2 separate regions of the Homo sapiens genome follow, and region 1 is linked to region 2. The links are chromatin contacts, found by Hi-C or POLR2A ChIA-PET in ENCODE. All regions are on one chromosome and are shown on one strand. The core of a region is the stretch at or near the end of the contact, and the rest is flanking DNA. Distances in the headings are between cores, read along the strand shown.

Region 1 (4,021 bases), core at 1,225-3,724, 47 kb after region 2:
TCATGAATCCTGGAAATGCCTCTGAGTTTTTCTCTGCCCACTCCCTCAGTCCTAGACTTGGCATCCCTGGAACGCTTCCCAAATGCACTGCCTGTCTATCCATTCATTCATTCATCTGTCCCTCCATCCCCTCATGCACTCATTCATCCATCTGTTCATCCATCCACTCATCTGTCCATCTACCTATTCTTTATTTCATTCATCTATTCATCCATCCATCCATTCACATATCCATCCACCTTTCCATCCATTCCTTCATTCAGCAGACCTTTGCTGCATTCTGGGAGCCCACATGATGCCAGGCCCTGGAAGATATCAATGACTATGACACGGTCCTTGCCCCTGAGCAGCTCATGGCCTCTCCAGGGAGGTGGATGCCACATCCATTGCCCTTGGCTAACGAGGTACCCCTCCTTTTCCTCTCATTGTGCCCTACACTTCCCTCATTAAAGAGTGTCAGAATTGTTTGTATGACTTCCCCCTGGGCTGTGAGCTGCATGATGGAGAAAGCTCACACTCACACAGATGAACACCCATAGCACCATCCTCAGTGCTCTGCATAGATAATTCTTAGCAATTCAAAGAAGCAAGAACTTCACAGCTGAGGAAAATGAAGCCCAGAGGGGTGGAATGATTGGCCCAAAGTCACACAGGTAGTTCAGTCCAGACACTCTGGCTCCAGAGCCTGTGCCCTGGCCTGTGACCTTCAATGTCTGGTCGGAAAGCTGGCTGGAATGCTGTGTTCACTGCAAAATCCCAGAACCTTGTGCAGTGCCTGGCCCCTGGAAAGGCTCAGCAGAGCAGTAAGCACAAGGTGCACAGCAGCACAGGGAAGGGGCATGGCTGTCTGCTGGGTACCAGAAGGGAGAAGAGGGAAGGGAGAGAGGAGAGGGGGAGAGAAAGAGGAGGTGGGAAGGAAGGCAGCAGCCTTGAGCAGGGCCCCTGGGGCTGGGATGTAAGACCTGAAAGAGGATCAGTGACAGTGATATGAGATGCCACGTGAGCAGGGCTGATTCTGAGGGGCTCCTATCCAGCAGGGGTGAGAAATCATTAACACACTTGGGCAGGGAATGTGACAAAACCAGAGCATCAATGGCAGGGCTGCTGCGTGACACAGGCTAACAGCAGGGAGACTGGGGCAGGGACAGTGGTCAGGTTGCAGTTGCAGGGACCTGGGTGAGGCTGTGGGAGCAGGCCAGAGGTAGGTGGCACCTGGGGAGAGGGGAGAGGAAGGGAGGCAGTGGAAATGTCCCAGCTTGTGTGAATGAGTGTGTGATGGTGCCCCTCAACCCCCAAAATCAAAGCAACCATTTCCTGAGGGCCTACAGTGTGCCAGGCCCTGGGGCAGGCCCCGACATAACATCTAGCTTTGCAATGGCAACAGTGCTACAAGTGGGTTTTTTCCTTCTCATTTTACGGAGGAGAAAACTGCCTGAGCTTCTGGAAGCTCCCATGGGCAGTGCACGATGTGGAGGATGGGGTGGGGAGGTCCGTGTGACTCCAGGGCACCATGCCCCAGGAGGCTACACTCAGGTCATCGTCACTCAGCAAAGAGCCTGACACGGTGACAGCTGACCAGGCTTTGTGAGTGGCGTGGTGGCCAAGAGCCAAGCTACAAATCATGCCACGTTGCCACGAATCTATGTGTGGTCTGCTTGCTCCAGCTGTCTCAGCTCAACCGGATCTATTGACGATTCACTAATCCAGCCGATAGCTGGGCAGCTGACCCACAAACTCATGCTGCTGGGCCCAAGGTGACACCAAGCCTGCTCCCAAGCCCTCAGATTAGTGGGTGTTAGTTCATCATTAAAGAGTCGACTTCAGCATGATTTACCTTGCCCAGGGTGCCCTGGACGGTGCAGCAGCAGGCACCCCGAATGTCTGCTTTCCTCTGTGGCATATCTCTTTCCTCGAGCATCCTGGTTTAACCCATCTATCCATGGCCATCTCAGTAAACTTTATTCCTGACAACAAGCTTCAGTGACCTGAATGGTGGCCCCCAAAAAGATATGTTCAGGTCCAGATCCCAAAAAATCTGTGAAGGTGACTTTACTGGGAAAAAGAGTCCTTGCAGGTGTGATTAAGGATCTTGAGATGAGGAGGTCATCCCAGTGAGCTCTACATGCAATGATGGGTGTCCTTGTCTAAGAGAAAGAGGGTATTTGAGACAGATAGAAGAGGCGGAGTCAATGCGACTACAGAGGCAAAGATTGGAGTGATACAGCCACAAACTGAGGAACAAATGGGGCCACCAGAAGCTGGAAGAGGCCAGGAAGGATGGGCCTCTAGTGCCTTCAGAGGGTGCCTGCTTCCACCTCGACTTTGGACTTCTGGCCTCCAGAACCATGATAGAATGAAGTTCTGTTGTTTTCAGCTGTGCAGCGTGTGGGTAACTGGTGACAGCAGCCACAAGGAAGTAACTCACACACAAGCTGACTTGGGTTTCTGACTGGAGTGTGAGTTGCTATTTGCAGGAGAATTTGTGATCTCATCCCTCAGGCCCAAGAGCTGGTCGGGTCCTGTTCTGCCCTTGGCTGGAAAGGGAATCCCGAGGTTGCATCTGCTGCTTGGGTGTGGAGCTCTGGGCTGGAGCAAGATGAGAAATGGGCCTATTTATAAATGAACAGAGCCAGAGGGCGGGTGTGGGGTCGGCCGAGGGCTTCACCAAGGTCAGAGGCCCAGTCCCAGGGGGACAGGAGCATTACAGAGAAGAGCAAAGCCCTGAGAGGAAGGCGGGGGCCACGCCAGGGCACTTGTGGCCTCTCTGAGCAGCGAGGCTGTGGTCTCTTTCTGAAAGGCCTAACATAGGAATGCCCAGCTGGCTTCCAAGTCATATCTGGTGTCTCAGGCGAAGGGCAGGCCCCAGTGGGTGGGAGCAGATTCTTTCCTGCTGCCTCATTGCGGCTCCGAGAAAGGAAGTGTGAGTGCCCAGGGTGGGCACCCTGCACACAACCGCAGCCCATCCGTGGGCAGTTGAGCCTGCCATCTCGGGGGGATGCTGTCACGGTGAGTGGGCCTCTGTGCACGTCTGAGTTTCCTGCTCTCTTGGCAAGGCCAGGTTGGAGGGACTTAGTGGGCGGCGTCTCAGCCTCGGGCCATCACACAGAGGGCAGGCAGGAAGCTGTGCACAGTGCCAGGGATGCAGGGGGACAGAGACCCTACTGATGAGTGGCTGAGTTGGACCAGGGTCCACCCTCAGCCCATCCAGTGCTGGGCACAGCTGGGCAAGAGGAAATCCCAGCACACTGTCTGGTTTACTCAGCCCCTCCCACAGCTCTGTGCTGGGAGGTGCCTGCCCTCTGCACCAGGGGCCTGGGAGCTGGCAGAAGCCTTTCTCCAGGGCAGGAGCAGCCTCTGGCCCAGCTACTGGTGAGGAACCCTGGATTCCTTCACATCAGTGACCATACCATGTGCACGCCTCTGAGTCTTATGGCCTTCAAGCACCTCTACCTGAAGAAGTCCATCTCTGACTGAGGAGCTTTAGCAGGAAGAAGCATGGTTGCAGCCTTTTGCCTGCTCAGGCCTAGAAGGGACAGCTTTAGTAAGCCTCGAATCCCAGCTCCATGCCCTCCTTAGCTGTGTGACATTGAGCAAGTCACTCAACCTCACTCAGTCTTGTTTCTCACCTGTGAAATGGGGATAACAGGCCTACTTCGTTGAGCTGCTAGGGAGGTTAAATGAGACAATAAATGTGACCAAAGCTCTAATGTAATGCAGATGTAATTACACTAAGAATCTTAAAATGAGGATATCATAATTATCCAGGAGGGCCCTAAATTTAGTGGCAACGTGCCCTTATAAGAAGAGACACGCAAAAAGGAGAGAGATGCCTGGACAGCCGAAGCCAGGTGAAGATGGGGACGGAGATTGGGGCAATGCGGCAACAGCCGCGGAAGCCACCAGAAGCTGGAAGAGGCAGGAAAGGATCCTCCCCTGGAGCCTTCAGAGGGAGCACGGTCCTGCCAAAACCTTGAGTTCAGACTTCTGGCCTCCAGAACCATGAGGAATAAACTTCTGTTGT
Region 2 (4,223 bases), core at 743-3,242:
CTGGCCCTTGAAACCATTCTTTCCTCCTAGGCCTCAGGGCCTGGGATTGGAGGCTGTCTCTAAGATCTCTGAAATGCCTTTGAGGCCTTTTTCCCATTGTCTTGGATGTTAGCACTTGGCTCCCTCTTAGTTGTACACATCTCTCTAGCAAGTGGTTACTCCAAAGGCTGCTTGGATTCCTTCTCTACCACAGGGCCAGGCTGCAAATTTTCCAAACTTTTATACTCTGCTTCCCTTTCAAATACAAGTTACAACTGTAAGCCATTCCTTTGCTCCTATATCTGATCATATGCTATTAGAAGTAGCCAGGCCACATCTTGAATGTTTTGGGGCTTAGAGATTTCTTCCACCAGATACCCTAAGTCATCACTCTTAAGTTCCAACTTCCACAGATCCCTAGACATGAACACAATGCAGCCAAGCTCTTTGCTAAGGCATTACAGGGATGACTTTTACTCCAGTTCCCAATAACTTTCTCATTTTCATCTAAGACCTCCTCAGCCTGAACTTCACTCCCCATATCATTATCAGCATTTTGGTCACAACCATGTAGCCAGTTTCTAAGAAATCCCAAACTTTCCCTCATCTTCCTGACTTATTCTGGGCCTTCCAAACTCTTCCAATCTCTGCTCATTAACCAGTTCCAAAGCCACTTCCACTTTCTCAGGTATCATTATAGCAATGCCCCACTCCTTGGTACCAGTTTTCTGTGTTAGTTCATTCTTGCATTCTTACATTGCTCAAAAGAAATATCTGAGGCTGGGTAATTTATAAAGAAAAGAAATTTAGTTGGCTCACAGTTCTATAGGTTGTACAGGAAGCATGGTGCTGGCATCTGTGGCCAAGAAAATATTACTCTAACAATGTGATACAGATGTTCCTCAATTTATGATGGAGTTGCATCTCAATAAAACCATCTAAGTTAAAAAATATTGTAAGTCAAAAATGCCTTTAGGCTGGGTGTGGTAGTGCATATCTGTAATCCCAGCACTTTGGGAGGCCAAGGCAGATGGATCACTTGAGGCCAGGAGTTCACGACCAGCCTGGCCAACTTGACGAAACTTCATCTCTACTAAAAATTACAAAAATAAGCCGAGAATGGTGGCACATGCCTGTAATCCCAGCTACTTTGGAGGGTGAGGCACAAGAATCTCTTGAACCTGGGAGGACAAGGCTGCAGTGGGCCATGATCACACCACTGCACTCCAGGCTTGGCAACACAGTGAGACTCTGTCTCAAAAAAAATGTATTTAATTCACCTAACCTACTGTACATCACAGTCCAGCCTAGCCTAGTTGAACGTGCTCAGAACACTTACATTAGCCCATGGTTGGGCAAAATCATCTAACACAAAAAACCTATTTTACGATAAAGTGTTGAATATCTCATGTAAAAGTATCATACTGCATATCACTAGCCTAGGAAAAGATCAAAACTCAAAATTCAAGGTACTGTTTCTACTGAATACATATGGCTTTTGCACCATCATAAAGTCAAAAAATCTTACATCAAATCATCTTAAATTAGGGACCATCTCTACTTGATAAGGTTCCTCTGGCCAAAAATCTTTGAGCACCAAATCGAAAAGTGGTGGCCTACTGATTTGGCAGCTTCCCATTCTGGGGGTTATGGTCTCATGGGACCATGATATCATCAGCAAGAAGAGAGCCCCACTGATTGTTGAAATGCTCCCTAGGTGGGCTCCTATACAAACACCAGGGAAAAATTCCCGGCAGCTCCGCTATGTTACTGCTGCTTCCTGATAACACCAGAGGGCTCCTAAAATAGTTCTCAAGTAGATGTTGTGACTGTCAGATATGTAAATCGAAGGGTAACAAGCAAAATGTGCTGGACCTAGGAGCTCGGTGCTAAGAGGGTGGGCAAGGGGTGGTCGGACACAGGCTGCCCTGGAGCCAGCAGGAGTTAGCTCAGAGGAGCCTCCAGGAAATGAGCACCGCAGCTTCCAACCAGGTCTCCTTCCATGCAGACGAGACTGCGGGCCGGGCCACATGTACTCACGTTACTCAATGACTCACAGACAGTGGCCAAGGGACAGCTCAGGGCCATCTTTAGCTGACAGGCTCAGTGTCACTTCAGTCCATGCCCGAGCCCTCCCCAAGAGAGCCCACTCTGTCTCCAGCACCACTGCTCCCAGCTCCACCCAGGCCTCCCTCTCTGAAGTGGGGAAAGCCTGGGAGCTCTTCCTCTTTATCAGCCCTGCATCTCCTGCTGTCCTGCTGACCAAGACACTCTCTTCCTGCTGATTGTGATGTGTTTGTGGAAATCCACCGGTTTCTGCTGTATCATGACATTCTATTCCTACCAAGCCAACATGACACCCAAAACATTTCCAAACATGCATAACCATACACAGACCTTCTCACAAGATTTATCTTCTGGACACATTACTTAAACTAACAAGGCCTCCCTTTTTCTCCTTTTCAGTGCTGGCCATTGCCCCCGGCTGGTTTTCTGCCTTCCCCCTGCAAGCTGCAAAAGAAAGTTGGTGGGGCTTGAACTAGAAGCCTACAGCTCCAGTGTGACCAGCTCCAATGGATCAGGCACATTAACAACAGAGCCCCGCAGCACTCTGTGGGTCAGAGAAATGCACAGAGCCCCACTCTGCAAAGGAAGTCAACAGGGGCTCAGCAACTGGCCCAGGTCGGCTGTGGGTCCAGGCCTTTCTATCAATCCCAGTCCTTTTCCACTGCAAGAGACTGCCCCACTCTTATTCTTAGAAGAGACCTTGCAGAGTATTTAGGGTGAAATGCCTAGCATTGAAATATTTATTTTCAAAAATATATAGAAAATATATGTAGAGAGAAAGAGAGAGTCCCTGTGCAATAGAGTGAGGCTACTTTGCAGGTGATGAGGTACTGCAGGTGCAGTCGAGAGGGTAAGGCCTGACCTTTGGTGCGATAACAAGAAAGGTGAGGAAGGGGTTGAATGCAGGGCATGAAGGAGGGGGAGTGGGCACTGGCTTGAGTGAGTGGAAGATGGTGAGGCCATTTATTTTGAATGGAAACACAGGAAAAGAAGGAGGTGTGGCCATTCTCTTTGTCCTGAGCCTTCGCCCTCTGTGATGTGGGATCCCCAGGCAGAACTTAGGAGAAAGCTCTAGTTTCGCAGCAACAATTCCAGGGGTATCAGAGCATCAAAGGGAAGATGTTGGATGGGTTGCCTAAAAGCGCAAAAAGCAAAGATGGGGCAAGGAGATGGCCTGAAGACCAACATTCAGAAATAAGGCTGGCAAGAGGCCAACAGAGGTGACTGAGATGGGATGGTCCAGGAGGTTGGAGGAGAATTGGGAGAAGGTGCCTTGGAAAGCAAGAAGCGAGGGCTGCCCAGTGAGTGTTGAATGCAGCAGAGAAGTCAAGTAGCACAAGGTTGAAATGTGTCCCCTGACCATTGAAGCAGTTCCACCTGGGGATTTTTTTCCTTGGTGAGAACAGGTTCAGTGGGATGGGGAGATGGAAGACTTCAGTGAGCTAGAGAGCAGGTGGAAGGAGAGTGGGGATGACGGGGAAGTCCACAACCCTCACAAGAAGCTGCCTGTGAAACAGGAGAGAAGGGAATTTGCTAGAGGCTAGAGGGGTCAATGGGGGAGCAGGGGTTCCTGTCACACTTTTGTTGAAAAACACATTGGTCCTGGAGTTCCTGAACCTGCTAGTGGAACAGGGCTCAGGATGGCCCAGACCTCCTCAGAAAAAATGGGAGGAGCCAGAACAGGATGGTGTTGGAACCAGTGCATGTGAGGAGCGCACACTCAGATGGGGCTGCCTCAGGGCTCAGATCTGATGGACTGTCCTGGTGTCTGAGTGTCCCCCAGCGGGGTTACAGCTCCCGAGGTCTCTGAGCATACAGGCATATTTTCCTACAGCTCCCTGGTCATTTCGATGCTGTTGGTTTAACTTCGCCACTTAGAGGAATATAGAGTTTGGCAAGAAAGGCTCTTGGTTTCCTCTGTGAGAACTGTCGTGGTGGATTGGAAATCTGCCCTGTATGTCCCACAAGACAGCAGGAAAGTAGCCAACATTGTGGGTCTGTGGCATAAATCCTCAGAGCAGCCATCCTGGGCCAAGTGTGCAGGGTACAGAGCACAGGTGCTGGTTTGGGGTGGAGATCTGGGGCCCAGGGCAGGCCTCAGAATCCAAACCCTCTTGGGGGCACTGCTGGGTCTCTAAGCTGCATGGACGTGGTCAGGCTACACGGGCACATTCAAC

What was found. Hi-C counts contacts between places; a loop is a spot of excess contacts on that map. ChIA-PET counts read pairs that join two places held with the same protein, here RNA polymerase II (POLR2A). Pooled maps may share reads with other maps.
Region 1: a loop to region 2 is called in a map of heart right ventricle, with 5 times the contacts of the local background. The contact joins two enhancer-like sites. A Hi-C loop is called at or near these places in 9 of 168 maps with a recorded cell type or tissue (Right ventricle myocardium inferior, chondrocyte, heart left ventricle and 6 more) and 6 of 50 pooled maps. POLR2A ChIA-PET finds 5 or more read pairs at or near these places in 1 of 52 experiments (OCI-LY7).

Annotation. Positions count from the first base shown.
Region 1 is chr10:49,269,962-49,273,982 of GRCh38, forward strand. No RefSeq gene overlaps it. Among named protein-coding and RNA genes, the nearest start is that of C10orf71-AS1, 27 kb to the right of the region's middle. Within about 2 kb of position 2,475, at least 7 of the 41 ENCODE cell types and tissues checked have a DNase peak (open chromatin) inside an H3K27ac peak, as active enhancers do; they include heart left ventricle and psoas muscle, where a contact is called at or near this core.
Region 2 is chr10:49,223,524-49,227,746 of GRCh38, forward strand. No RefSeq gene overlaps it. Among named protein-coding and RNA genes, the nearest start is that of TMEM273, 37 kb to the left of the region's middle. Within about 2 kb of position 1,993, at least 3 of the 41 ENCODE cell types and tissues checked have a DNase peak (open chromatin) inside an H3K27ac peak, as active enhancers do; they include heart left ventricle and psoas muscle, where a contact is called at or near this core.